Linked DNA regions of Mus musculus: regions 1 and 3 are each linked to region 2. A link is a loop called in an ENCODE intact Hi-C map of the cell type or tissue named here. Cell type or tissue: heart. All regions are shown on one strand. Each heading gives the region's core, and the rest is flanking DNA. Links, peaks and the distances in the headings are about the cores only.

Region 1 (10,078 bases), core at 2,893-7,892, 220 kb before region 2:
TGAAGAATATAAATTGATAACATTGGGCTAGTTAAAGTGGGCCAATCTTAGATACCGTCTCCTTTTTCTCAGAAAGTTTTTGGTTGTCTATCAGTAAAGAAACCATGATGGTTACGTGGCTGGCTACGTGGAGGACAGGATTTATTCTCTTCCTTTTCTTCTCCCTGTTCCTCGAGGCCTGCCGACACTTGTGATACATGAGAATCCTAGCATTGTCAGTAACAGCACATGGTAAGGAGTAAGGGTAACAACCATGACTTCTCCACAAAAGGAAAGGTCACTTGTCTGCCTGTAACTTTGTCCAGGTTTACAGGATAACAATATCACCAAACACCTTCTTTGTTCTGAACATCCTTACTGAAATTTCCACATATTGACATTAGCTATGAATATATTTATCTCCCCTTAGTGAGCTATGGGCAATTCAAGAAGGAGAATCCTATTTCCATTCATCTTTCTATTTCCAGTGTCTAGAAAATATCATATCCCTAATGATTGGCTGGGTGGTTGGATGCCTGTGCTATAGCATCTAACATAGTAACCAGTGGGGATTCATGTATCTAGTGACTGGGTGGGTGGTTGAATGTCTGTGTTATATCGTCTAACATAGTAACCAGAAGGAATTTGACTCAGGCTCTCTATGTCCTCCTTGGCATAACTGCACATGTAAATCAGTGATGCTTGTATTGGTCTACCCTTAGATGCACAGAATCCAGAGATTTTTCAATATCACATTGTTTTGCTCCTTTGGTTACAGCTGAGATGAGGTACAATGAGAATCGCATATATAGTCACGTATCTAGGAAATATGCCACAGCTCTCTGTTAAAACTCTAGATCTTTGATTGGCAATCAAATGCTCCTTGCATTATGTTGCCTTCTTTGATTCTCCTTGTTGGAGACCCTGAGGAACAGGGCACCCTGAGGAACAATCTCTCTACTGGCTGATCTGGGCAGTGGGCGATCAATCCAGGCCAGAGAGAAACCAGTGAAAAGACAGGCTTGGGGCTTCAGCATTCACATGCTCGTGCTGTAAAGAAAACTAACAAGAATGCTATTCAGGCTGGAGCCATTCAGTGTCTCCCTCAGATATCCCACTCAGAACTTACTGGCTGAAGGCTGGGTTGCCTAGGTAACCTCTGGAGACAGCCATGCCTAGCTCTACTCCACTGGCGAGGGTTTCTGTTTGATGTGGAAAAATCAGGTCTTCAGAAGCCTTATCCAGAGAAGCATATTCCTGTCTACTTACCAGTGAGGCTGATCTAACGATTGCATCTCCAGATCTTCCTGCTACAAGGAAATGTTCCAAACATATCCCTTCTGATAACCTGGTTGCTTCTTAGAAATCAGTTTACATCAACATTTGAGTTGTACAACCTAAGTAAATACTGTTTATACTATATTGATCAAACTTCAATAAAGCTTTGCTCTATAAAGACTGTATGTCAAGGCTGAAGAGATTGCTTAGTGGGTAAGAACACTAGCAGCTCTTCCAGAGAACCCAGCACCTATATGGTTGCTTACAACTATGTTATTCTAGTCCCAGGGAATCCAATTCCCTCTTCTGGCTCCTGAAGATCTCAAACATAAAATTACTATGCATGCATATATGAATGACAATAATAATTAAAAGTAATGAATTTAGGAAGGAATAAGGTAAAGAGAGTTGAAGGGAAAGAATGTGGTAAGGGTTAGAGGGAAGAAGGAAGGGAAGAAATGATGTAAAAATATATAATTTTAAAATTAAAAATGATCATGTTTAAATAAAGGAAGCAAAAAATGGTAAATATATGTACATGCATTGTATATGTATATGTATGTGTATGTGTATGTGTATGTGTATGTGTATGTGTATGTGTATGTGTATATGTATATAAGTGTGTGTGTGTGTGTGTGTGTGTGTGTGTGTGTGTGTGTATGCATGCCTATCATGTAGGGCCAGGAATTTAACCTTCCAAAATTATGGGGTATAGTGAACCACCTCTGTGAGGCTATTATCTTCACATATGATGTTGGAAATTAAAGTCTATGAGCATATTTTATGTAAAAGAAAAATGAATATAAAGAAGGAAAGATGGACTGGACATCAGATACAGTTGGAACTCATAAAGGCAAACAATTTTTTTTGTCATTTCTTCTTAATGATTTTTATATTGACTATATGGTGTTCTATAGGAGAAGGACCCTACACACACACACACACACACACACACACACACACACACCACACACACACACACACACACTCAGACCTGGCTGGAGAGTTCTATAAGCTTACAGAGGACCATCCAGAGGATGGTAGGTTGTTGCAGGCCTATCTGCTACCTCATGCAAGAAATGGCCAAGCAGTGAAAGGGCAGCATTCAGAGCTCTAAAATAACTGCAGCTTGCTTCTGCCTCCAGCTCTTGCCCAAGATTCACACTTGTGGCCCCACCTACCCAAAATACAAAGGAAAGGGAGTCCTAGGAGACAGAATTCAGCCTAGTCATGTCTGCTCACTAAACAGCCGTACCTTCCAGTCTGAACTCTCCTACCCCTCCTGTGTCACATTCAGTTTCCACGTTAAGGTTGTGCACTGTCCCCTCCCACCATGATGTATCTCCCAAGTACAACCAAAATCACACTTACCTTTCCTCCAGAAGAAACTCTAAGGCTCTTTTTCTTGACTTTGGAAGATGTTACCCTGTTGCCCAGGTGGCATGCACATCCCCTTTGGTACTCTATCCTATACATATTAAGTTACTACTCATCACATGGCAAGGAGATGTGAGAGAAGACATACAAAGGTAACAGATGAGACATTTATACTTGTATAATTACATATACATAGATAACCGTAACAAAATGAAATAGAAAGGCCCATAATTATTACTTATGTCTGCATGATCACATGGCCACAGATGAACAGTTATAGTCACCTTTTCCCATCTCCCTCCCTCTGATTGCCTGAGTTGGTTGTGGATTCTTGTTTAATGGTGTGGACCGAATCTTTTTTTCTCAAAGGCTCGGGGTCATTAGCAGTTCTGCTAATTGAGTAAGTGGTTTCCCATTGCCTTTAATTACAGTTAAGAGAAGACTGGGAGCAACCTCTAAGATCTTTAGCTCTTTCGCACATGCATGCCTTTGCTCTCTCATGCAGAAACAGTTTCCTTACAAATCAATTCCTTTTCGTCTGTGGGTTAGATGTCATGAGTCAAGAAGCTGGGCGGCAGTCTACTTCAATCAACTCATAGCATGGTTTGAATTGAAGCCTTCCTCTTTCTGAAACTAGTATCCATGGACACTGAGAGCCCAATGCCTCAGGAATTGGACGGATGAGATGTGCTCAGTAGATCACTAGTAGTAATAGTGAGATGTTATTTCCTGACTCCTAAATCCTACTACAGGAGAAACTGAAATATGAATTATATGCTGACCTAGGTGGAACTTTGCATCTAAAGAACAGTAAGTGGGCCTTCAAAAGAATAGTCTGTCCGTCTATTAAGCCAATGAAGACCACAGTAAGATCAATAGCTGGCATGCATGCAGCCACTTCTGTGCCCCCTTTGCCATGGAAGAAGTCTCAATCACGAGTGACACTGTGTGAAATCCGTTACGGTTCTGGTTTGGGGGTGGGAAGGGGTTAGCAGAAATACTGCGGGTGTAGGAGTCAAATGCCTATTCACAGTGAGTCTCTATTCTAGGAAGAGAAAATATGCGTCTCTTCCATGAGGAAAATGATGTGGTGTCAATTAATCTGCTAATGGATGTCTTGCTAGGAACTGGGTGTGGTGCCAAGTCAAGGTCTTGTTGGCTATTTGAAGACTAAGCACACAGCAAATCCCTTTCCAGCTTTTTTTTTTCTTTCTTTTTTTTTCAGAGCAAAGATTATGGTGTGCTCATCAGAGAAGGCACCAAGAAGATGAAGGAGAAGCTAAGGGGAGACAGGTCAGCTTCAAGCCAAGGACCTGCCTCACAGTGGAGAGGCCGGCCAGCAGAAGAGCATGAGGGAGCTAAATGCGTTAGTGTTTCATGTCTCCCTCGCCTTCCATCATTAAAGCCTTTCTTGACAGTTCTCCCTACTCAGAAACATGAAGGAATTGTCAGAAATCTGGTTTAGCTTAAGCACCACACACACACAACTTGGGGTAGATTATTTGAGGATAGAAACCTGTTTGAGATAAAGGAAAGCAGCCCTTGTGCCCAGGAATTCTCATCAATTTTCCTTAAGAACCTGAAAGGTTTTTTTCTTCTTACCTACAAAGCATTGATTCTATAGTGTGTGTGTGTGTGTGTGTGTGTGTGTGTGTGTGTATGTCCCACACTGGGGAGATTATCAAAAGAGATGTTTTTGGAAACATGCTACTTCTTAATAAATAAATATTTAACACTATGAAAATATATTCACAGTAGGAGTGTATTATTTATCAACCAATTCCTAGTGAGACTAAATTTTGTTTAGCTTTAAGATTTCTTTCTCTTTTTTTTTTTATACTGTTCAAAGAATTTGAATTTGCTTTAAAGTGTAAAAATGTGCTGCAGGCAGAAGGCAGTGTGAAATGTTCTTGCATGATAATGAAGAGAAAAACTCAAAAACTTGCTCTCCAGCTCGCCTGTGCCGATGCTCTGAGGTAAATGACTGCAGGGCTTTCAGAATCCACCGTCCTGGGACCGCCCTTTCCTAGGCAAAGCATCCTCCTCCTTCATGCAGTCAGAGGCATTTCCCTTTTGTTTCTGGTCCATTCTCTCAGAGAAAACTGACAACCACCGATAGATAACCTCTTTATTCACCAATTTCCTTAGAAAATGATAAGAAGGGGGTCCTGTCTAGGAAGACAGAGGTGAGTGTATGTGCCAAGCTCCAGCGGGATCGGAAGAGAATTCACCATGGAGGACAGCTACCAGGAAAGCAGCCATGTCTGAGACTGATGGGAGGGTGGTGCTCAGATCAGCCCTTCCTATCTCAGACCCACACATGATTTCCCGATGAAGACATTTGTCCACCCAGCATCGCTGGTGTCTCTAACCATTCCTACCACAGAACAACAGCTGTCAACACCTGCCCCAGACACAGAAGCCAGGAGAGACTGCAAGTGGGAAAGGGACTGCAATACAAAAACAACTCTGTCCTCTTAGGGACAAAATTGCTCCTATCCATTGCTGACTATGTATCATCTTTGACAAGGACTTAACTATGTAACTTCTAATGAATATGATCACTTAATTAAGGAAGCAAGTTGTCACGTGGCTCTTCAGACACCTGGTTCTATGCCAAAAGGAGTCTGGTGGCTTTTCTTTACTAGGGCATTTGAAGTTTAAAATTTCAAATGAGGTTGATGTGGAGAATCAGTGCATGTTAGGGTCACAATAGACAAAGACCTGAATGACTGGACAAAGGAGGGAGGGGCATAAGAGAACGGAAAATTTTAGGGGACTTTTCCACTCATGGGCAGCATACACCCTCATGCAAACAAAGCCTTGAGGCTAAGACCATATTTTTTTTTTAAAGTGATGAAAGATTTGCTAAGGCCTGGGAGGGGGTGAACAATGGCTCTTTTTTAAAATCCTCCAAAATTCAGTCCGACATGCTAGCAGTTGCAGGGGAAAGCCTTTTGTTTCTGTTTCCAAAATGTGAGTTTCCTTCCTGGAGCCCAGAAAGTTTGAGCTGCTGTCTGTCAGAGGCCAGAGAGCTTAACTGTCAGCCTCTCTGCCCTGACATCTGTCCTTGTCCTGAGTCCCTCACGCTGTTAACCAGCCACCTCTGACAGGAGACACTTGGCTCCGCTAGTCAGAGAGAAGCCACCAGGCGGGTTCTGGAACTCTTAGTTTGCTGGGTGTCGCTCAGTAGCAGCCTCCAGTGAGCTGCTCTCCACGGTGGTCTGTACCCGAGTGGGGATGACAAGGACTCCTGACCACACGAGTCTTTGCCACCTGTGTCTTCTTCCCTTCTTCCTCCACGGATTGTTAGAACCACTTAAAAGCAAAACACCAAAAAAAATACCCCTGGTATCTTTAGCTGCTCCAGCTCACTGTGTTCAGATGCAGTTGCTAAGCTCTGTTGGATAAAACTTAGTACTTAGAGAAAAGTCCACACGGAGTTTTGTTGTGGTGGTGGTGTATTGTGTTGTGTGTTTAATTCAGCTGTGGATAATAGAACAGGTTGCCTTTTAAAAAATGCTGTACCCCATCTCCTCCTCCTTTCTCTATCTGACTTCCAACTGCCAGCCAGTCTGGGAACAGCTCGAAGCTCACTGTGGTCATATGCTATACTGTACTTTGGTGCTTAACAACCTTCATCGAGCTGTCACAAACGGATGATCTCATCGGTCCTCAGATGACCCTGAGATGTGGATAGGGTTGCTGGATTCTTTATCACGGGTTCCCACATGAAGAAAGGAGAGTAAATAAATTATATAACACAGCCAAGGTCACTGTGGCAGTGGTGCAACTGGATTCCAACAGAAGCATTCAACTTCCGGGCTGGCCCCCTGGTTTGTTTACCTTTCCACCTTTGTCGATGGGGCCGATCCAACCCTGTTCAGGAAGGTTATGTGCCTCCTTTGAATTCACCGTTTCTCATGGTAAAGGTTAGCAAGAGTGTAGCCACAGTTCTCTGGTCTCAGTACCTACACACATTTGAGAGGTGACAATTTTTTCTGTTTCTATGTTCTGTTTTCATGCTGGCTTATTATTGTCTTTCCTAGCAGGGATTTTCTATTTAAAAGTCATAATGGGAGCAATTTCTTTTATCTCCTTATTTTCTCTCTTCTGTGTTTTCCCTTCCTTTGTCTTTCTTCTCACACTTCCTCTTTGCTTCCTTTTTCTCTCTGCCTGCCTTTTTCCTGCTTCGTGTGTGTGTGTGTGTGTGTGTGTGTGTGTGTGTGTGTGTGTGAGAACATCTCTATGTGAGTATGTGTTATGTGTGTGAGTGTGTGTATGTGTGTATGTGTGTCCGAGTGTCTATGTGAGAATGTATATGTGACTGTGTGTGAGTTGTGTGTATGTGAGTGTATGTGAGTGAGCATGTGAGTGGGTGTGTGAGTTTGTGTGTGTGTGTTGTGTAATTGTGTGTGAGTAAGTGAGTGGGTTGTGACTCTGTGTGTGTGTGTGTGTGCTGCTAATTATGTACTATAATTTCTGGCTAAGGTATAAGTGTTGAGGCCATACGATTTCACAGGCTGTTATTTTGTCAGTGAATTTTTTTAAGTAATAATTTTCTACATGAGTGAAGAGTAGACAATATTTACACTAATCAAAGAACACATATGGTTAAAAAAAATGAAGACAATATAACTTGCAGATTTCTTCAATGGGCAGTGCCACTTGTTCCTTGTCTTCTCAAATGAAGAATTCCATGGAGGGACACGGGCAGTTTAACCACAGGTAGATTTAGCAAAGCAAAGAGGGATGGAGTGGGCTGTTCCAAAGGGGCTTAGAAGGCTGGTGGATTCTGTATGCTGATTTAAGAGGAACGTATGAATATTTATGGATGGATGGCATATTTATGAAGGCGAGGCCAACTTTCTCCTGTCCAAGTTAGGGTAGACTAGATCTCTTATCTAGGGTATTTCTTTTGTAATTCTCTTTAGATATCTATGGGAGGTGGTGGGTGTGGGCCGGTGTTTCAAAGGCATGTAGAGGTGATTGCATAATACAGTCAGTCACAGAATGTGTCATATTGATGGTGTTTGTTGATAAGTCATGTATGGCAGGTTGTTGGCTCGCCTTCCCCCCCCCCAAAAAAAAAAACAATAATAAGAGAGAAGAGATAAGGGGCATTGCAGTGTTGTTTCTCTTTTTATGCTTGTCAGGTTGGGTGCCAGAGGTGAAGCGGGTGGTTAGATAGCAGCTGCACCCTAGAAGCCATGGGTCATGTGATCCGAGCGCAGCTACATACACCAATCATTTCTACTTCTGTACTTTTATCAACGGAATTACAGCAACCTATGTTTTCAGTAAACTTTAACTGCGGGTTTCATTTCACATTTTAAAAATCGTTATTAAAGCATCAGCCTGCTGAAATGATTACACAAGCCTAGAACGGTGCTTCGGGGAGGAGAGATGCGGCTTCTCCGCAGGAGCGAGCAGGGTTTTCAAAGGAAGAGTGGAGGGGAAAGGGCATCGGGGTTTCTTCCACTTTAATATGAAAATCATGAGCATTCATAGGAGTGCTGTCGACTACCTATTAGAAAATGCATGCAGCATGAATAATCTACAGAGCTGACTGCTTTACAGAGATGCTTTTAAAAAAAGAGGGGTTGCTTTTTGCGACCCAGGAGATTTTTGTTGTTTTGTTTTACACCCCAGGTTGTTCTAGAGGGGAGGGGAGTATATGCTTACTATTCAGAAATGAGCCCTCACTGTGAAGTTGGCAAGAGAAAGGAAAAGCCTAAGAAGGGTATTCTGCTCCACTCTGAGTTTCTTTCCCTTTTGGGGCAATAATGGATGGAATGGTTGTCAATACTCCTGAAAATGGAATTTGTTTAAAAGGACTTTAAATGTTATGTTTCTCCCTTAAGGCTGAGTAACAAAGTGTCACTGTGCGAAGTCTTCAAGCTTCCCTGAATGAATAAGGAAATAGATCAGACCACAGAAACTGAGAAATGTCCTGTAGAGTCATTTCGATGACAATTTTATTTTTGAAGCTGGTCATTTAGTACACCCAAGCACGAAAGCTAACAGTGATGAGCAACAGAATTGTCACCGTTAAGCTCATTTTATGTCCAGTAGAACTGGGTTAAAAAACCAAGGACTGTGCTGTCGTCCAAAGCTTGAGCTGTGCACAGGGTTCTGTGAAGGGTCTTGCTCAACTGTCCTGCACGGGAACCTGAGGCTGTTAGCGGTGTCCTTGTGAGTTTTAGCTAGTAGACTCAGGGTGAGGGATGGTGAGTCTAGGACGTAACTGAAACTCTCTGCTCACAAGCCGGAACTGGCAGTTTGTAAAAACAAACTTCTGAAAGGAGTGCAGATGAATGTCATGGCAAGTCAAACTGAACTTGGTGTGATAAACTGAACCCTATATGCCTATAAGAACAAGGAGTTCCAAGGCAAGATATGCCAGGCTTTGAAAAGTCCTCAAACAGAGAGCACAGCATTTGTATCGGACATTTCCTTTCCTCAACTGCTTGCGTGTCTATTTCAATATTAATTTGAATGTGTTTTCTTCAAAACAGAGTAATTGTCTCCAAGTTTTAAAAAAAAAAGTGTGACCATCAAGACTATAAATGCATTGTACTTAGTGGGTTGTTCTAAACAGCAACTCGGTCTCAAAAACAGCCTGGAGCACAAACTTAGGTTGCAAACAAATAACATAGGTATACCGTTTCACCTGTATAATGACAGCAGGTAATGGTAAAAAGCCCATCTTCAGGACCCCATGCATGGCGTATAGCCATGAGGAAAACAATCTATTAGGAAGCTAGAAAACTGGGTTTGCATTCTTCTAACAAGCTAGAGTAGAGAAAGACAGGGAAGTGTGTCTATGCAGTGTCAGAGGACATTACAAGTACTGAGTCGTGGCTACTCTGGTAGAAAGTGTACAAGCCTACGCCCTTATATAACTTGTTAAATTGAATATTAATGGTAGAAGTACTCCTTTAAATGTATGGTTTGTGATTTGAGTTGTTTTAAAAGAAAAGAATCAATTTCTCTGATTTTCTTTCATTTCTTGAAATCTGAACACACATGGGGGATGGGCTTTCGCCAGAGGCGAGTGTGAAGACACTAAAGGGGCAGATTTGCAGGCAAGACGACTACATAAGGGAAAGTAAAATTCAGGGGAAAGTCCTTGGTTGAATGGCTTGTTTCAAGTTGAATGACTGTGGATGCAGCCCAACAGTCAAGGCAGTTTACCATCTGAGCCTAATCCTCCTGCACAATACATCTATCCGATCTTCCCCCATGAAGCCCCTTTCTTATCACCTATGACTCCCCTGTGACCTTCTATTTCCTACCTTTGTGCTGTGGTTATCTGCTTCCTCTAACCTGTACTTTCCTAGGTCTCTCTGATCAACCTCCACAGTTCGACCTCTTCTGAGAAGCCACCACGATAACCTCAATCCGATAGGTCCTGGCCCTTTCCTGAACTCAACAACAGCCA
Region 2 (10,078 bases), core at 2,798-7,797:
TCTATTCCTGTGGTCTCACTGTAATCCACACATCTTTCACATGCTCAGCAGCTCTCTGAATACCAACCTCATCTTCCCAGCTGTCTCTTTAATATTCCCATTAAAATACATCTCTCGGGTTCCAATCTGAATGCTCAATTTCCTTCTGCCTAATTTTGTTCCTTCCTCGGTTTTCCCTGTTTCCGTTGTTAGAACCAGAACCAGAACTGTAGAAAGTATCCCACTTTCCTTTCCTTCCAAAACCAATGGCAGCTCATCACAGTATTCTATTTGGAGTATACCTCCAAGACATGATGCTCTGATATAGGGACCATGCTTTCCAGAAGTATTATTGTATATGGACAAATTCTTTACATTGCTTTTGTTTGTTGGTTTGTTTGTTTAATTATGTACTTACTTACTATCAGAGTCTTGTATGGCCCAGGCTGTCCTGAAGCTCACGGTGTAGTCAAGCAAGTTGTAAGATGACAAGCGTGTGCACCCCTTCTGGCTCCCTTCCCGTCACTCTTCTCATCAACAGCATCTCCAGTGTAGCCCAAGTTCACCTCAAACCCTAGATCCTTCTGCCTCTGCCTCCTGAGTGCTGGGGTTATGGGAACGGGCCACCATGTCCTGCCTTGTGTTTTTCACAGCACCCCCCCCCACACACACACACTAACCCATCCCCTACACCCCTCGGTATGGATGACCCACCTCTGCAATCATTGAGGTGTGTATGGGTCCCTCACCGCCTGCCCTCACTTCTCATCACCTCTTCTGTGCTTCTATTACCTAACCTTACCCCCCACTTAGCTAAATTCTCTGTGTTTTCCAGAGCCAGCTGTGGATCCTAAAATTCATCTTCCCAAGTATATGAGTTGTATGCACTGCTGTCTAATTGCTCCTGAACTCCAAGCACCTATTCAAGCAATAACCACCCTTCACTGGTGGACTGTAATGTATTGGTACAAGTAGCATCCTTGGCTCTTAATCCTCTAAGTCTTCAGCAATTCTTCCTCCCTCATGTAGTCTCCCCTCCCCCAGCCTGAAACCTGCTTGCTCAGGGGTGGAGCTTCTTGCTCATTTGTTCTGCCACGCCCACTGCTGGACCATGCCACTTTGCTGTTCCGAAGCCATCACGTTCTCACCCTGCTACTGGACTCCGAGATTATTTGGCGGGAATCGGGTCCCCTCCCCCTTCCTTCATAACTGAATGTCCCGCAACAGTAAAATGGAGCTTTGATCAGACTTTTGACTTGGCTTCGTTCTTTCTTCCGCCCCGTCTAGTTCCTCTCTTGCAGCCCGAGTTGCCATCTCAGTCGAACCGTTCGTTGCGAGCTGCGGGCCGGCCTCAACACCCTCATAGTTCACAACCCTAGAGTGCAGGTTTCCTTGGCTTTGCTGTAGCAGAAGGGAGATTCATCAACAAGACACTCAGTAACCTCCCCACAGTCACACAAACTAGAAGACTCAGTGGATGGCAGGGCTCTCATCATCACATCAGGCTCTTCTCTCTTTGCTTTTGTTGATGTTTGTTTTGTTTTGTTTGTTTGTTTGTTTTTGAGAAAGAGTATCACCTTGTAGTGCAGACTAGCCTGGAATTCATGGAGGCTGGCCTCAAACTTGAAGCAATTTTCTTGGCTCGGCTTCCTGAGCCCTGGCATTGAAGGCATGAACCATCCTGCTGTGCCTGCCTTGCCTGGGAATCTGTTACCTTAAGAACATGATAAAACAGAAATGAAACTATGGTCCTCCTGCCTGCATTGCCAGATTCTTCCATCTAGGAGCAGAAGGACAGCCTCTAATGTCCATACTTCCTTCTAAGCGGCTTCTCTTCCTCACTCCTGCTTCCGGACAGCCAGTACTGCCATCTCCCTGGATTACAGTGCATCCAGGAATCATGGTCCTTCCCTACAAAATGGTCTCCACCTTCCAGCTGGCCTCCTCACTGCCGATTAAACCCCATGGAATCTAGCAAATTGCATTTCTAGAAACACAGGTCAGAACTTGGCATCTCTGTGGTTAAAATATTTCTGTGAGAGTGAGTGGTGGCCTCGGGTTCAATCTCTAGAACAATAAAGATCTATAGACCTGAGCCAATGAGATGGCTTAGGAGGTAAAAGCGCTTACAAGCTTGATGGTGTGAGTTTAATCCCTAGACCCTCCATGGTAGGAAGAGAAGAGGGCAGATTCCTGCAAGTTGGTCTCTGACCTCCACATGCACACCATGATACCCCCTACCCTCCTACATGTGATACACAAATAAATAAACAAACGTTTAAATGTTTAAAAATTCCGAAGGTCCATTGCGCATCTTGATGTCCCACTTTGGGCATGACAGAGCAGGCTGTGCTGGGCCCTTGCACTCCTCTACCTGCCGTTTGTTGCTGCTTCTTTGGTCATTAAGCTCTATTTTCCACCCTACTGAATAACATACTTGTCACCATCTGAGCCTTCTTGCCGTTCAACCATGGTTCCAAAGGAAGAGGAGGGCATTCATCCCTCTCCCAGAATTCATGGACCCCTTGGAGGCATGGAGATGTCTGTGGGTGGAATTCATGACTTACCTAAAAATACATGTATGTGTGTGTGTGTGTTTTGCTAATATAGTTATATTAATGTAATTATAGAAAATATAAATATACATATATGCTAACTAAAAACTAGTGTCTTCTCCCGTCATGGACACCGCCAATGATTCATAGCAGTATTGCTGGCAGGACCTGTAGTTTTGCCATTTGGAGAAATTAAAGGTATTTTTATATCATATGACAGTTATTAGAGGTAGATTTAAATCTTTAATTTATTCCTCTTATTACTGAGAATTTTGTGGTAGCTCTTAGGTTTTCTTTAGGCTGGCTTATCTACATAACAAAGAGTCTAATGTTGTTCTAAGATATTTTTTTTAAAAAGTATTTCGTCAGCTGGGTGTAGTAACACTTTCCACAAGGCCTAAGATCTCAGCACTTAGGACAGAAAGCATGCTATATCCCTGGTGGTGGGCTGTGGAGTTCAAGGCTACATGATAACATGTATCAAAGACCTGAAACAAAACCAGGCAGGGGGGACTTTTGCTAAGGGTACTCTGATCTAATAGATGGGCTTGTGTTCCTAATGAATTTTACTTTATTCATTAAACTCTTATTCTAGGAAGGGACCCTGAGCCTTCCCCAGACTTTTCAGAAGTGTTCAAAGTGCAGAAAGCAGCCCTTGCCTAAATAAAGAAGCCTCCTTGGACCTCAGATTCTAAACCCCTGCCATGGCCAACACCATTTATCTCCTGGGGCTTGTGCAAGGGTGTGCCTTTGAAAGTCCTGTGTCTGACCCTTCAAACCCCAAAGCCATTTCTGTCTCCTTAGCAATGGCTTTTCTCTGGTGGCACTGGTGGCACCGATGTCACTGGTGACATCACTGATGTCACTATAGCCCCTATTACTATCCCTCTACTGAGTCTAGCACAGACCCAGGCTCTTTAAGGGGATCCTAGGACCTTGTTACTTCAATAGTCACAGTGCCCCACATTGAGTTCTCAGGAGCCCTCTGTTCAGTCTTAAGTCACTCTAGCCCATGATAGCAGTGTGCCCCATCCTGAAGCATTCACTCATTCATGTAAATATTTGGAGTCTATGGATCTCAGGGACTGTATTGAATATGAGAGTAAGATAGAGACGAACAGACAGAACCAGCTTTCCTGGGTGTTAACATTCTCAAAAACTAACTTGGTCAATACATAAGACAATAAAATCACAAAAGCATTTTGTGCCTGCTTCTACTTACATGAGGCTTTTTAAAAATTTTTATTTATTCATTGGCAATTTCATATATGTGTTGGAACATATCCTGGTTATATCCAACATAAATCCTTTATCACTTCCCCCAGAGTTCTTTTAATACTTCCCCTAGCAGCTGTCATTGGCTGATAGCTCAGCTAGAGGCGGAGTTTCATGAGATACATTCATTCATGTTGGGTGATTATGGACTTGATCTTGTAGAGGTGGCTATGGCTCCCATGAGTTCACGAGTGCACAGCCTGCTATGTCCTAAAGAGAGCACTTCACCGCACCCCTCCGCATCTTATGGCTCTTAAGTTCTTTCTGTATTCTCTTCTTCAATGTTCTCTGGGCATTGTGGGACAAAGGTTTGACACAGATGTCCCATTTAGGGCTCAGCACTCACTAGTAACTTATTCTCCTTATTTCGACCAGTTAAGATCTCTGCAGTAACTGCTACCCACTGCAAAAAGCAGCTTCAATTTTTGAGATCTTCTCTTTGTTGTATTTATTCACTTCTCTCTCTCTCTCTCTCTCTCCAAAAGAAAGAAAAAGTCAAAAAAGAGAGAAATGGGGGAGGAGGAGGGAGAGAGCTAGAACAGGACCCAGGGGTAGGGAAGTAGGCAGAGAGCTGAGGAGTTGCTATTGGACAGATATGGAGTTTCAGTATGGGAAGGAGTGGGTGGTAATGTTTGCATGATGATATGCAGGCACTTAGTTCTACTGAACAGCATACATTTAGGTCTAGCTCATTTAAAATGTTGAATTTTGGCCATGTGTGCTGGCTTACCTTTATAATCCCAGCTCTTGGGAGGCAGAGTCAGGAAAACCAGGAGTTGGAAGTCATTCTTGAATGTGTTACATCCTGTCTCAAACAACAAGAAATTTAAAGTTTAAGCTGGGAAAGCGATGCCAGAGGCAAATAAAACTGGCAAGAGGAAGAAGGAGGTGGAGGTCTCAGAAGCCAGCCTAGAATTTGCATCTACTGGGCTTCCTGCCGGCTGCTCTTGCTCCAGCACTGGGCTACAGCAAATGCAATCACATACTTGAAGAATCAGCATGGCGTGAATCGTTATGGGACTCTCAGCAGACAGACAGCACAGCTTTGTAACATGCAGTGTTCAACTCCTCGGACCCGGATGCTGCTATGTCTCCACCCAGATGCTGCTATGTCAGACACACTCGTGTAAACCACAAGAGGAATATGGAGGTCTCCAAACTGTCACCAAGTCTAGCTTTATCTTTCTATGTCCACATTTGGTTTAAGCATTATTCTGTCATCCGGGAATTATGAGGCTGTATGAGGAAGTACAATGGCCAGATTTTATCAGATCTCAGGCAACGATAACTGATTTCTATTTTCAGCATTTCCATAAATCACTTTAATATCCATGCTTCCTTGAGTTTGGCTTTATTTAGTTTCTATTCATTCACAGAAGATAACGTACATTGATTCCAAGACTTCCATGTTGCATAAGTGGTCTGACTCCTGTTCTCTTTGACATGTGAGTAGGATCACTTACTTAAGTGTATTACTAGTCCCATACCTGCAAATTGAGTGGTTTGATTTGGAAAGAATCGATTTGGACAGAATCAAAATGGCTGACTTGGCCTAACAAGGTCAACCACACATACAGACTAATTGACTTGGGTTTTTAGTAGTTTGTCCAATAAAACATCCTCCTGTTTGGCTGTAGCCCAAAGATTTCACCATGTTTAGCTACTGGCCTTCAGAAAGGCCCCTGGGACATCCAGTCTAACTCCCTCCACTGTCAGCTCAATAGTAACCGTGGAAGGTGTCAAAGGCTTAACTAACTTCTCTTCAGGGCAATAGCCAGAATCGGATAGCTCTTTAGAAGCTGCCAAATTATGAGCCACCTTCCACATCTAGATCCTTAAACATAGACCACCAGAGTTTAATGCTTCCAAATTAAACACATTCTCTCTTTCTGCTCAAATTCTTTTGAGGCACCCAGACAAAATCATGGTGGATGGATGGAAACACAGCTTAGAAATGAGAGAATGGCCCAACTCTTAGGGATGGAGTATGACTTAGAGAGGAGCTTCCCATGGTCACAACCTGCACAGCAGGTCCAGCTCTCCCATCAGATGGGAACCCTTCACCGTTTTACCTTTGTGAAGAGTTAATGGTGGCAGTCTGCTGCTGTCCCCCTTCCCCTCAATCCCCGTTTTCTTTCTTTGTTTTTTTTTGTTTTGTTTTGTTTTGTTTTGTTTTGTTTTGTTTTGTTTTAGGGGATAGAATGGATATGTGCTCACATCTGGCCAAATCTTGCTGCTGGATTGCTGAAGATAACTTTGAACTATTGATCTATTTCCTTTACCTCCTAAGTGCCATGTGGGTTCCAGGGTTCAAACTCAGGTCTTCAGCCTTGGCAACAAGTACCTTTTACTCACTGAGTCATTTCAATTACCTTTAAGGTCGCCTCCTCCTCCTCTTCCTCCTCCTCCTCCTCTTCCTCCTCCTCTTCTTCTTCTTCTTCTTCTTCTTCTTCTTCTTCTTCTTCTTCTTCTTCTTCTTCTTCTTCTTCTTCTTCTTCTCTGTCTTCTTCTTCCTATTCAAATGCATTTTGCTTTTTTTACCAAAAAGAAAAAAAAAATATCTCACTTTTCTCCATTTACTTGATTTCCTAGAATGTAAAAGCCCTTCCAGGGTGGGGGAGGGGCGTCATTTTCATGATGACTTCCATTTGTGCAAAGTAAGGGACTCTTAGGCAGCTGTTTTCAACTTGTGTCACAACCTTTTTTGGAGTCGAAAGACCCTTTCACAGGGGTCACCTAAGACCATTGGAAAACAAAGATATTTACATTATGATTCATAAGAGTAGCAAAGTTACAGTTATAAATTAGCATTGAATTAGTTTTATGGTTCAGGGCCGTCAGGACAGGAGGAACTTTCCAGCCTTAGGACAGTTGAGAACCATTCCTTTAAGGTTTTGTAAGCGCAATCTTTCCTTTTGTCTACAAAGTAACAAAAGGTCACTTAGTTACCTCTAAGAGTGAATACTTTCTTTTCTCTCTTTTAAAATTTGTTGTTGTTGTTAATGTTTTGAGACAGAATCTTGGGCTGGCCTTGAACTCTGTAACTAAAGATGACCTGGTCCACTTCCCTGGGATTGTAGACATGTGCTACAGCGCTCTGTTTTATGCAGTACTGTGGATCAAGCCTAGGCTTTCATGCATGCTTGGCAAATGTGTAGTAACAGAGCCCCCAAGACCGAATAATTTGCACAAAAGGATTTGTTCTTTGTGTAAGTTCTAATGGCTGGATTATTTGCTCCTGGACTTCTAGAAGAAAGCCATTGCCTTCTTCTCTCTGAAACTGTGGCATACACGCGCACACTGCAGCACACTGCATATCAATATGTAATGTGCAAGATATAAATGGAGACTGTCCACAGAATTCATTACAAGTCTTGGTCTGATGCCCACAGTCCTCAGCAATGGGCTCACTATCAACTCCTCTTCTTCCTCCCTGTCCTAAATCATTCTTTCCTTCCTGCCTTCCTGCCTGCCTTCCTTCAAATATACTGTACTCATTGAGAACTATGTGTTTATCATCTGCCAGGTGTTAGACATAATGTGGCCAACACACACAGATTCTAGGCAGGGCATGCCCCAGGTGGGAAGATATCAGTAATGTCTGGAAGGTGACATATAGACTTATGTATCTAAAGCAGAGAGACCAAAACTAGAGGCTACATTTGAAGAGTGTATTAGTTAGGGTTTCTATTGCTGCAACAAAGCATCATGACCAAAAAGCAAGAAGAGGAGGAAAGGGTTTCTTTGGCTTACACTTCCATAGTTGCTATTCATTATTAAAGGAATTCAGGACAGGAACTCAAAACAGGGAAAAGATCCTGAGCTGATTTGGAGGCCATGGAGGAATGCTGCTTACTGGCTTGCTCTCCCTGGCTTGCACAGCCTGCTTTCTTATAGAACTCAGGACTAACAGTCCAGGGATGGCACCACCCATAATGGCTTGAGCCCTCCCCCCATTAATCATTTATTGAGAAAATGCCTTATAGCTGGATCTCATGAAGGCATTTCCTCAACTGAGGCTCCTTCCTCTCTGGTGATTCTAGGTTGTGTCACCTTCACACACAAAACTAGTTGGTACAGAGAGCAGAGTAGCCTGTAAACAGGATGTGGTCTTGTGGGCGCTGTACATCTAAAGTACAGTGAGATTTTCATTATAGGGAGACCTATCAGCCTGATGTTCTTCCTTAGCCCTAAAATTCAGACAGAACTATTAAGCATAGATAAATTTTTTGCCTCAGGCCAGCTTTTTCTTTTTTTTTTTTATTATTTTATTTTTTTTGTTAACAAAAGGGAGGAGATGTAGTCTCCCCTCCCCCAGCCTGAAACCTGCTTGCTCAGGGGTGGAGCTTCCTGCTCAATCGTTCTACCATGCCCACTGCTGGAACCTGCCGCTTTGCTGTTTGGAGCCGTGCATGTGGTCACCCTGCTATTGGACCCCAAGACTAATTGGCGGGAATCGGGCCCCCTTCCCCTGCTTTATAATTGCGTGCGGAACAGTAAAATTGAACTTTGATCAGAATGACTGTCTTAGCTACATTTCTTTATCTCGCCACCTAGCCCCTCTTCTCTTCCAGGTTTCCAAAATGTCTTTCCAGGCTAAAACCCATGTTGTGATCTGCTGGCCGGACACAACATAGTACAAAACTCTAAACTAACTAAAATAAAACCTTAAATTAACATAAAATATACTGCTAGCAGTTTTATCTGGAGTATATTTGAGAGTATAGATCTGGGGGTATATTGAGTTGAGTCAATTACATCATTGAAATCAGTTTTCTGCTGGCAGAGGCAGGCAGATCTCTGTGAATTTGAGGCCAGCCTGGTCTCTGTATCAAGTTCTAGGACAGCAGAGCAACATAATGATACCCTGTCTCAAAAAACAAAACAAAACAAACAAACAAACAAAACCCAGCTAATTATTTTCATTTTCCCTTTTCCTTTATTCAGTGCAGAATCTATAAAATGATTTCTGAGTTTCACATGCTATCCCTATGGGAAGCACACTTCTCGCCAGACTGTGCACTTCTCAGTAGTGAACGTGGGTTCAATTATTTATCTAGACAGCCCCTCAAGGAATATTCATTTGTCCACGGTAAAGACTGAGTTCTGCTTAAATTCATTGACATTTTCTGAACGTTTTCTAAAATCATACTTTGCAATTTTAACAGGCTGCTCCCCCCCCCCCAACCCCACTTCCCCTTCTAAAAGACACAGCCAGAACTCCACAGTAAAACTAAGACATAGTTTTCTCCCTGGGCTGGGAAGGCTGAGAGCATGGGACCTGTGGAGTAGCCTGGCAAACGGGCTCAGCCACTGCTGCCTCAGACTCGACTCAGGCAGGTGTCTGTTTCCAAAACAAGACCTCCGACTGCAGAGTCACAGCAGGACAAGAGGATCTTTGTGGCTTCACATGGGGTCTGTGGAAAAACTCAGAGGTTAAAGTTGAAATGAAACTGATATCCAAAGGGCCTTTGTAGTTACTGCAGGCTCTGCCGCTCTGCTCTGCCTAGCACCTACAAGGGTTTGTGAGTAAGGAAGTAAACTGTGGTTTCCTTACTGATGGAAACTTCCCAGTGTTGGCTTAGATGTATTGAATACAGAGCCAGAGAGAGGGCTGAAGGGTAAAGTGCTTGTCACTTCCACGACAGAGTTTAATCTCTCAGCCCCTCATGGTGAAAGGAGAGAATAGACTCCAGCAAAGTGTCCTCTGACTTCCATATGCACACTACTGTGTGTGTGTGTGTGTGTGTGTGTGTGTGTGTGTGTGTGTATGTGTGTGTACATGCATGGCTTATAAAACAAAATTAGGGGGCTGGAGAGATGCCTCAGCAGTTAAGAGCACTGACTGCTCTTCCAGAGGTCCTGAGTTCAATTCCCAGCAACCGCATGGTGGCTCACAACCATCTGTAATGAGATCTGATGCCCTCTTCTACTGAGTCTGAAGAGAGCAACAGTGTACTCATATACATAAAATAAATAGATAAATCTTTAAAACAAAATTAGATCCTATGGACAGTGCCAAAGACATGAAGCTTTTACAGTAGGAGAAAAAAATGCTTAGCACTTCCTAACACCCCATCTTATGACAGTCTTCCCTTGGTTTAGTGGCTGTCTCATGGCCTATTCAGCCCTTGTTCCAATGACTCCTTCTTGTGTGAGGGACCTTACCACAGAATGTTAGAAGCACCTCTCTGCCACTTACAGTACCTGTGCTTGTAAGCTTTGCTTGTAAGCTTTGCTTCGGAAAGGGTGTGGCTTTAATGGCTCTC
Region 3 (10,078 bases), core at 3,376-8,375, 49 kb after region 2:
AATGCTCCTTTCTGTTTACAAATGCCAGGCTGAAAGTATCTGTAACAGCAATACTGGATTTAATTGTGTGACGTAAACTTGGCACTGACTTCTGTGCTGGTAAGGAAGAAGAGTAGGTCAGGGTCATGACTCAAGTGTCTTCTGCATATACATCCCTGTAGTGCCTGCTGCCCAATCACTTAAGTTACACGCAGTCTTATCTAAACAAAAATAAACGCATTACTAATCTCAGGCATGAAAACCAACCACCCAGGCTAATAGGGCTCACTTCCTCCTTGTGACACGGACCAGGCCTTTGATTAATAAGTGTGTGCTTTTTTCTGTTCAACGTCTCAGAAGTGGTAGATGCCATTGTGAGGCTTGTGTTTGTGACTCTGCATAGGCAGATTTCAAAGCCTGGGCCCCTGTGATGAGCAGGGGTAGTTTTTGAGGGGGGAAATCCCGGCTTCTTAATTGTCACCCAGCAAGTTTCATCTAAAGAGGAATTTCCTCACTGTGGCGCTGACGACTTTGTTTCCTTACTTTACACAGCTTACAATAAAAAGTGTTCTCAAAACAGCTACCCTGTCCTTGTGACTCTGTAGGGCGGGGAAGGACAAAACCAGGGTGCTGACTGAGGACTGGGCAGGGCAGCAACACTTTGACCAGTCTGACGTTTCACCAGACACATTGCCTGCTATTGCATTACCAAGTATCTTTGTTTTTGAGACAGTGTCTCATTATGTATCCATGGCTTGTTTTCATGCTAGGTAGACCACGGTCTTGAACTCATGACATCTGCCTACCTCTGAATACTGAGATTAAAGGTATGCTACTATACCTAGTATAATTTATTTTAAGGTTAGAAATGTAGCTTAGTTGGTAAGGGGCCTTTATAGAATCTATAATGCCCTGGGTTCAATTCCCAGCACCATATAAAACCAGGCATGGCAATGGATGACTATTTTCCAACATGAGATTGTATAAATAAACACAGAAATAATACACGAGTCATCCAAATAAATACAAAAAAGACACTGGGCCTTGTATACGTCAAGTTTATATTTACGAGTTAACTTCTTGAGTTTTTCATTTATAAGATTAATAATAAAATCTTAAAGTGTTGCTGTGAGGCTTAGGTGAGATGTCTGGATATTGATTTGACTTCTTTCTGCTTTTATTCATCATATAGGTCTTCCTCAGCTTCTTTGTCATAAATGAATAAAAAATAAATAAAAGTAAACCAAACCAAACCAAACCAAAAAACCAAATAGGCCTATCATGAATAGAACAAGGCAGATCCAAGCTGTGGGCACAGAGCTCTGCCTACTGCTGTCCCTCCCCACCCCCGTCCTGTGTTTCACTGGATAGGTTTGTTACCCCCCCCCCCACTCCCCCCCCCCAGACTTGTGTTCTGGGTCTTTTTTGCTCAGCAAATACAGAATCAAAACAAGGAAGGAGAAATTCAAAGTAACCGAATGCCTGAGTGAGCTGATGCTGTGCAATATTTACACAAGAGAGGTTTGTTTTTTTAACCAATCAAGGCTCTTATTTCTAGACACTGATGTCATTTAGTTAACCCCGTGTGTTTTAGTTGAGGTTTCTATTGCTGCAATGAAAACACCATGACCAAAAAAGTAAGTTGGGGAGGAAAGGGTTTATTCAGCTTACATTTTCATCATGAAAGGAAATCAGGGCAGAAGCTCAAACAGGGCAGGAACCTGGAAGCAGGAGCTGATGCAGAGGCTATGGAAGGAATGCTGCTCACTGGATTGCTCTCCATGACTTGCTCAGCCTGCTTTGTTATAGAACTGAAGACCACAAGCCCAGGGATAGCACCACCCAAGATGGGCTGGGCCTCCCCAACAATCATTAATTAAGAAAATGCCTTATAGCTGGATCTAATGGAAGCATCTTCTCAGTTAAGGTTCCCTCCTTTCAGCTAACTCATTTGTGTGTCAATAAAATCAGCTATCACAACTGGCCCCTTGTCAACTTGACACACAAACACATCACTATTAAGCCCCAACCCTTCCTTTGTTATTGATCCCCAGGATTTCACATTAAAAACATAAATAATTTTATAAGTCCCCCAATCCTTACAAATTCAAGCACATTAAAATTTCAGGTCCTCATTTTCCCCTCTTGCCTTACCAGTAGCTCTGCACTGGGACTGTGTGGTTGGGTGACTGTTTGGTGGCAGTGGCATGTTCCCAGACACCATGGGTGGCTCAGTAGCCAGGCACTGTGCCCTTCACCCTGGAGCACCAGTCTTTCTCCCAGATGAGAAATGGCAGCATATTTCAGCATTTCGCCATGTTCCGATTTATGCAGAGAAGGGTGCATTTCACATGATGTTTGAGGGTCTGCACTGTTCACATGCAAAACTGGAAATTGCTGCAAAGAACCCTTTAAATTCAGCTAAGCAAGATATGAAAAAAAAAAATCCCATTTTAAATTTGTTGCCTTGTGAAGAATACGCCTGAACAGAGGAAGACCCAGGACTCAGTGGCAAACATTCTGGCTGCTGCCATGGCAATGACCCAACTGACACTTGTGAAATTGTAAGCCAGGTGTGTGCAAGAATGTTCAAGAGGGGAAAACGATCACAAGGAACGTTCTGGGCATATTGGCCATGATTGCTGGGCGCAGCCCTGACTGGAAAGTCATTGCCGTTGATGGGGATGACCCAGACGCAGCCAGCTATGACGATGCTTCTGATGTTCCGGCTACTTAGAAGCTACTACGTACAGCCTGGTTTGGGGGGTGTAAAATTCCTGACAGAGAACCAGACAGGTTTACATTCAGTGCAGAATGTAAAGTCATGGATTTTGTAATTGACATTATTTAAAGTGCTCATGACTACTAGAAAGCATCAGTGAGTACGAAAACGGATGGAAGTGGGAATTAGCTGTGTGAAGACCGCGGTGTCAGAGAGCCACTTTATATGCAGTCCTGATGCCGCTGAAGCCATTGTGGATACTTTTACACAGCCATGTGAGTCTGCTGGCTCACGACTGACAGATGTGGATAAGTAGTTCCAGCACCAGAGTAAAACATGACAAGTTTCCCCTGGAATGCAAACTGAAACCACTGTGTTCTGTTCACCTGGAAGCAGTAGTTGCGGAAGTAAAAGTAGCTTTTCAAGGCTTTAAAGGTCTATAACTCACCTAACGAAGCAGACTCTGCGACGAATGTATAAGGCTAGCCATCCAGACACTTGACATCCGAACAGCTCTCTAGCCCTATGTGACACGGAAGTCGCTTGAGCATAGATGTGTTAGGTGAACACATATTGGGTGAGTACGTTTTCTGTGTTAGAAAATAAAATTATTTTGCTGAAAAAAATCTCTCTCTGAAAATCCACAATCTCTTTCAAAAAAAAAAAATCAGTCTTTCAGCTGTGGCAAGAATCAAAATTAAATTAAATATCTTCCTCAAGAAAGAAGAATCAGGAAACAGTTAGAATCTGAACTAAGCAACACAAGGCAAAACTCCAACAGTATAAATAACTCAGTGTCCAGTTATCTGGGATTCATTCACGATCTCTCGGCCTCTTTCAAGGAGCTCTGCCCTCTGTAGCACACACAGCTTGTCTTCTAGGCTCTGCCTGGCTCCGCTCCACTGCTGCTGCTGTTCTTGGTGATCATCCCATGGTACTGGCATCTCCAAAACTCTGGGGTCTTCTGCTGCAACTGGACTGCACTTTCACCAATAGCTTCTCACAGGCTCTCTTCATGGTGCCAAGCCTCAACTTCTTTGCATGACCCCTTCAGTCCTGGGTTGTCACCTGTACTGAGGCTGTGCCTTCACCAACAGCCTCTCCTAACTGCTCGCAGTGCCAAACCTCAGCTGATCTCCATAACCCCTTCATGCCTTCAGAACTAGTATCGCCTGGTATGTCTTACATATTATCAAGTCTGGCTGCGTATGAAGTAAAAAACCGTGGTCGCTTCCGGATCCCAGCTTGTGTGTACTGACCCTGAACAAACACTTACCTCAAGTAATGCCTGTCTCTTCTCAATCACCACTAACTTTTTTTTTTTTTTTTTTTTTTTTTTTGGAGACAGGGTTTCTCTGTGTAGCCCTGGCTGTCCTGAAACTCACTCTGTAGACCAGGCTGGCCTCAAACTCAGAAATCCACCTGCTTCTGCTTCCCAAGTGCTGGGATTAAAGTCGTGTGCCACCACTGCCCGGCCACCTCTAGCTTCTTAGCTCCAGCTAGCCAGTATCTATTGTCCCAGGTTTCACTTCAATGTTGCCAATCTTTTGCTAATTATGGCTGAGTCTTCAGCTCCAGCTGACACGCGTGACAGAATCTCACGTTAAAATAGCAAATGCCCGTGATAGAGTCTTTAAACTTCCCTCTGAAACTTCACAAGCCAGGCCTCCATCTTCTGCATTGCTCTCATCATTATCCTCCAAACTCCTACAGAACAGCTTACCAAGCTCTCAGCACTCAATGGCTTTTCTAGCCTAAAGTTCCAAAATTCCCCCCAAGACAGGATCAAGTCTATTGCAGCCATACCCAACAACCCTGGTACCAGCTTGTTTTTGTTAAGGTTTTCATTGCTGCGACGGAACACCATGACCAAAAAGTACGTTGAGAAGAAAAGGTTTCTTTGGCTCACACTTCCACATCACCGTTCATCATCAAGGGAAACCAGGACAGGAACGCAAATAGGGCAGGAACCTGGAGGCGGAGCTGATGCAGAGACCCACAGAGGAGTGCTGCTTACTGACTTGCTCCTCATGGTTTGCTCAGCCTGCTTTCTTATAGAACCCAGGACCACCAGCCCAGGGATGGACCCCACAATGGGCTGGACTCTCCCCTATTGATCTCTAATTGGGAAAATTGCTTACAGCTGTATCTTATGGAGATATCTTTTCAATTGTGATTCCCTCCTTTCAGATAACTTGTTTGTCTGTTAAGCTGACCTATGACTAGCCAACACACTGTCTCACAAAAGCAAATACCCACAAAAGAAAATAATGAACTTCCCTTACACTCACATGTATAGGTAAACACGCACTAGGGTAATTATCACTTATAGATTAATGAGACTATTTTAAACATCTTTTGTTGTTGTTGTTGTTGTTGTTGTTGTTCTGCAATAGGGTTTCATACAGCCCAGGTTAGCCCTAAACTCTCAATTTACAAGAGGCTGCCTTGAATGGTGATCCTCCTGCCTGTCTCCAATTCTGGAATTACAGACTATGACATCATGCCCAAGTTTGCTGAGCTTTCTGAGAATAAGCCTGTTTATATCGTTGATTAGGTCAGAAGTAATGAACAGTATAGATGGGAAAACCACTGATAATTTGGTTTCTGCAAGGATCATGCTATAAAACTATAAGACACAATGAAATGTTTCTGAGTCTCATAATGAATCGTTCCAGCTATAATTTGATCATTTATTTTTAATATGCCTTCATCCCAGATAATTTAGCAATAAAACTTAATCTTTAGAACATTAAAAATGATATTTAAAAAGAAATGTTGGGGAGGGGGCTGAGGGGCTGTCATGTAGCTCAGATGGTCTGGAAGTCAATAGCTGAGGGTAGCCTTGAACTGGCTTTCCTTCTAAGTGCTGCATTTTACTTTCTCATCAATGCATAATTGTATATTAATCCATCATTATCAATTCCATATTTCACATATTCATATATAGAGACCGAAAAATAAAAAAAAAACATTTTACATTTCCATTGAATTCCACACAGATGAGATAAGAAGACTAGAAAGGACTCACATTTTTCAAGGTGTCCAGCCTTTTCATTTTGGATTAAAAACCAACCAGACACCTAAGGTCAGGAGAAGTCCATAACCAACAGAAATTATAAAAAGAGCAGCATTTTAAAATGAAGGCAGCATGCTGTTCCTAGGCAGTTTCCGAAAGTAATTGATTTCGTGTTTCTTATCTGCAGGTCGGTGGTGGTTTTGGAACCTTGGTCAGCCAGTGAACACTTTTGCACATGTATTTCTTTGAATCCTTTACCAGCTGAGAGGCTGATGTTTTATCAGAGGGAAGTGTAGTGGTTGCTTTTCATAGCAGCACAATACAGTGCTTTCTTTTGGGTGGGACACTCTGTCCAGATTTCCTTTGTACCAGATGGCTGCCTCCCAACACCCAAAGCTCCTGGGATCACTAGGGATCCAGATGTGCTCACTTCTGTAGCTCAACAGCTAGGAGGAGGCAGCTCCCTCCCTGCAGAGTCAGCCTTTAGACTTCATAACCATGGGTAGGCACACTTATAATGTATTTGATCATTGTTCACTTCTGATTTTGATCTGCAAAATAAGCGCCGTGTGGGGTTTTAAAATGTTTAAATTTTAAGTAGATGACTGTGGATAAGGCATTGATGAACACCTGTCAGGGACTCAATCCTGAGTCCCAGGGTTCAAGGCTTCTCCTTTCTTAATTCGCCAAACTTGTCCCTAGTTCAATTATACTGTTTCCATTTGACAAGTTAATTCATTTTGTTCGTTAGTAAGTACAATGCACTTTGATTTTAGGAAAAAAAAAAAAAAACAAACTGTGAATTCACTTCAATGTGCCCCAGATTGGATTTGTTTATTAAAGCTGGTCTGCCTTATTTCCCACTTGTACCAATTAAAAATACTAATTATTTCTGTGCTAGTATTCCAGGACCATCTTTCCACGCATGAAAGTTTTTGAAGGAATCAACATTTTAATAAAACGGACTGGTTTGGGAAATTAGTCTCATTTTAAAATGTTTTATGTCTGTTCTGGAATTCTCCTCTATTGGACGGAGTCACCAGAACCCCGTGATTTACACAGCGTGGCTGTAATTGCTTCAGGAAGGAACATGCCTCAATCTTGCTGCTAACCAGTTTTCAAATGAGGTTTCCGCATTTATTCTCAAAAATCTACTATTTTTCTAAGACCTAATGGCTACTTTCTGAATTCATAAATCAACTCCATTTCTTGTTCTCATGAGGAGTCCTCCAGGTCTGTATGGAGTCCTCCAGGTCTGTATGGAGTCCTCCAGGTCTGTATGGAGTCCTCCAGGTCTGTATGGAGTCCTCCAGGTCTGTATGGAGTCCTCCAGGTCTGTATGGGCAGGAAACAGGTGACTCACGTTTCTGATGTAAAATGGCGGGCGGGCGGGGGATGCAAAGATGATATTCTCAGCTGGCAGACGATGACTTTTCTCAGAGATGGAATGAACAATCTTTGTTTAAAATTTGTAGGAAAAAAAAATCACTAAGTCAGTGCAACAAAGGGGAACTAACTCCATGTTGGGGGAAGGAGACAGATACATTTTTATTGCTATAAACTTTTGTGTGTATGTGGGTTATTTATGATGTGTTATTCTCAATGACAAGTTTGTTCTCATTTAAGTGAGACTGTAAGCCCATACTTCATTTACCCCCTCTGATATCCTGTTGCTTGAGAGAAGAGAATATTTTGGAAGAAAACCATTTCAGTGGGACAGACAATAAGTTAAGTCTCAGAAAGTGAAGGGACGGTAAGAAGGCACTTTCCTTAAAAACTGTGTGTAAATGAAATTTTACTATATGGAAGTGCAGCCAGGGACATTGAACTCCCACACAGGAGAGCATTCACTCAACACTGAGTTCTTAGGTAAGTAACACGGTGGCAGCGTTTGGAACGATCATGGCTGATGCTTGCTGCCCCCAAATAGTGGTGGGAAGAGTAGAACAACTGAGTGTCTGCCTGGGAGCACTCGGGAGCCACCTGCCTTCTGAACTCTGAGAAGAATAACCTGAGCTCAGCATGGAGGGAAACCCAATTAGCAAAACTATCTAAAAGAAAAACCCCTGTGGCACTCACTATTTAGAATAAGGTTATTTTAGAGTTGTTGGCAAGACAATACATTAAGTTATCCTTTAGTGAGTTTTTACAGTTGGTTTTCTTGGGCTGTTGATGGGAACAGCACATGAAGGAGATGCAATTCTAGGAGAGGAAATTAGGCCATTGTTTTACTTTGGGTTTTACTGTTGCTGTGAAGAGACACCATGACCAAGGCAATGCTTACAAAAAACAACATTTAACTGGGGATGGCTTACAGGTTCAGAGGTTCAGTCCATTATCATCAAGGTGGGAGCATGGCAGTGTCCAGGCAGGCATAGTCCAGGAGGAGTTGAGAGTTCTATATCTTCATCTGAAGGCTGCTAGGAGAAGACTGGCTTTCAGGCAGCTAGGATGTGGGTCTTAAAGCCCACGCCAACAGTGACACATTCCTCCAATGCTACACTTCCTAATAGTGTCACTCCCTGGGTCAAACATATTCAAACCATCACAGTCATATTATATAAGATGTGTTAAAACAAAATCGCATGTCTTTAAAAAAAAAAAAAAGAAAAAGAAAATACAAAGTTTCTCGGCAATCCTGGCTGGCTTTAAACGTGGAGGCCTCAGGAAAGTTTGCATAACACATCCCTTGTCCTGAGCTCAGTCACATAAGGGAGATGTTATCTTGGTTTTCGAGGCTCCTGAGAACATCCCTGAACCTAAACCTGTTGATTGTGTTATTTTGTGGTCTGACTCTCTTTACCTCATGCTCCAGGTCTTGCCTGTTTTGTTAGACTTTGAAGATAACCAAACATTTCTCACTGAAACATTCTCTAAATTCAGGTCATGATGTCACATACCTTTAATCTTCGTGCTTGGGGGACAAAGGCAGGCACACCTCTGTGAGTCTCTGGCCAGCCCTGTCTTCACAGCCAGTTTCATAGCTATGGAGACCCTCAGCTCTCTACGTTGTTTTGATCCTTTAAAGTTTCTCATTAAGTTAATAATTTATTTAAATGTAGAATTGTTTTTAGTGTAAATAATAAGGGTATTTAAAGAGCATCAGACTATATAGAAATTATAGCTACATCACAAAACCCTGGGTGTTGTTCCACTATTCTTTTCCTGACATTTTTCCTTTATTCCTTCATGGGTGACTTTCTAGTTTCGTGAGTTTTTTGTTTGTTTGTTTGTTTGTTTCCAGAAAATTTCTGGTCAAAATAATTTTCTAAAACCAGAAATTATCTGCGTACTTGTAAGGCAATAATGTCAATTTCACTTGACCTTAGTGGGATTATAAACAGCTTTAGGGGTGTTTTGGGACCTTTAAATCCAATGTCCAGTTGTTTTTCTCCTCTGGCTGAAAGTGAGGACAGCATACCCAAGTGTGCCAGCTGGAGGTCCTCCACCCCCTGGGAGCTGAGGACCTTAGAACTGTAGCTGAAGGTAGTCTTTTCTCAGATGTGAGCCTTTGGGGAGTTGGAAAGTGCTTCTCTGGCCTGCTGGTTTACTTTTGGAAAGAATCCGTAGGAAAGTTGTCCAACAAAAGTAGTGATTGGAGCCCATAGGGACTTAAAGGAAATCATCACAGAAAGGCGTTGAGGCTCTCTGTCCCCTTTTCCTGATGGTGCAGAACGAACTGAGGGACGAGTGTCACACAGCCTTATTTGAGTACAAGTTGAGCTCCACATTAGAATTACAGACTGAGCGTGATGAGCCTGCATCCAAGGTGGCCCAACAGTCAGTCGACAGGTTTGTCATTTCTGCCCACATCGTTTATTTCTTAGGATGCTGCTTACTTACATTACAGCAATGATGGCTTTCGTCCTTCTACTCCTGAGAACCAACAGACCGGATGGACACTTTATGCTTGTTTGTTTCTTTAATCTGTTGAGATAGGTTTTCACTTAACTCAAGCTGACCTGGAACTTGTTCTAATCCTATCTGCACCCCAGGAATGCCAGAATTGTGGGTTTGGGCCGCTGCGCTCGGCATGTCTTCCCTGGTGCCCAAGGAGTCACAAATGCTAGACAACTCTACCAACTCAGCTACTTCTCCAGTCCAATATATCTGTTCTGTTTTCAATAAGATATGAAAAACAGACAGAAAGACAGCCAGTCAGTGACAGGGGAGAGGAAGAGAGACTGACTTTCAAAGGCAGATTATAGGTAATTTTGAAAATAGAAAGATAGTACATAGTAGCTGTTGTTTAATTGTGTGCATGTGAGCTGGGGTGTGCAAAGACAGGGCCTAGGGTGATTGTGTGGAGTTGCCTCTCTCTCCCTTTACATGGATTCTGGGAATGGACTATAGTTTTC

Evidence for each region. Peaks named below come from ENCODE experiments on the same cell type or tissue, not always from the same donor. Only the 100,000 strongest peaks of a DNase experiment are listed, where the experiment ranks them.
Region 1: a loop joins it to region 2, with 2.1 times the contacts of the local background. A loop is called at or near these places in 3 of 42 quality-filtered maps.
Region 3: a loop joins it to region 2, with 2.2 times the contacts of the local background. A loop is called at or near these places in 5 of 42 quality-filtered maps.

The regions. Positions count from the first base shown.
Region 1 is chr10:21,679,882-21,689,959 of GRCm38, forward strand. No RefSeq gene overlaps it. Among named protein-coding and RNA genes, the nearest start is that of Gm5420, 5.9 kb to the right of the region's middle. In heart, for the core only: a CTCF peak has its summit at 5,782; DNase peaks (open chromatin) are centred at 5,010, 5,780 and 6,370; H3K27ac peaks cover 2,009 bases.
Region 2 is chr10:21,897,922-21,907,999 of GRCm38, forward strand. The region is part of intron 1 of Sgk1 (serum/glucocorticoid regulated kinase 1); the gene reads left to right. Among named protein-coding and RNA genes, the nearest start is that of Gm46215, 21 kb to the left of the region's middle. In heart, for the core only: no CTCF peak of the experiment used is centred there; a DNase peak (open chromatin) is centred at 4,830.
Region 3 is chr10:21,946,631-21,956,708 of GRCm38, forward strand. The region is part of intron 2 of Sgk1 (serum/glucocorticoid regulated kinase 1); the gene reads left to right. It also overlaps the pseudogene Gm18511. Among named protein-coding and RNA genes, the nearest start is that of Gm46215, 69 kb to the left of the region's middle. In heart, for the core only: a CTCF peak has its summit at 6,165; a DNase peak (open chromatin) is centred at 6,081.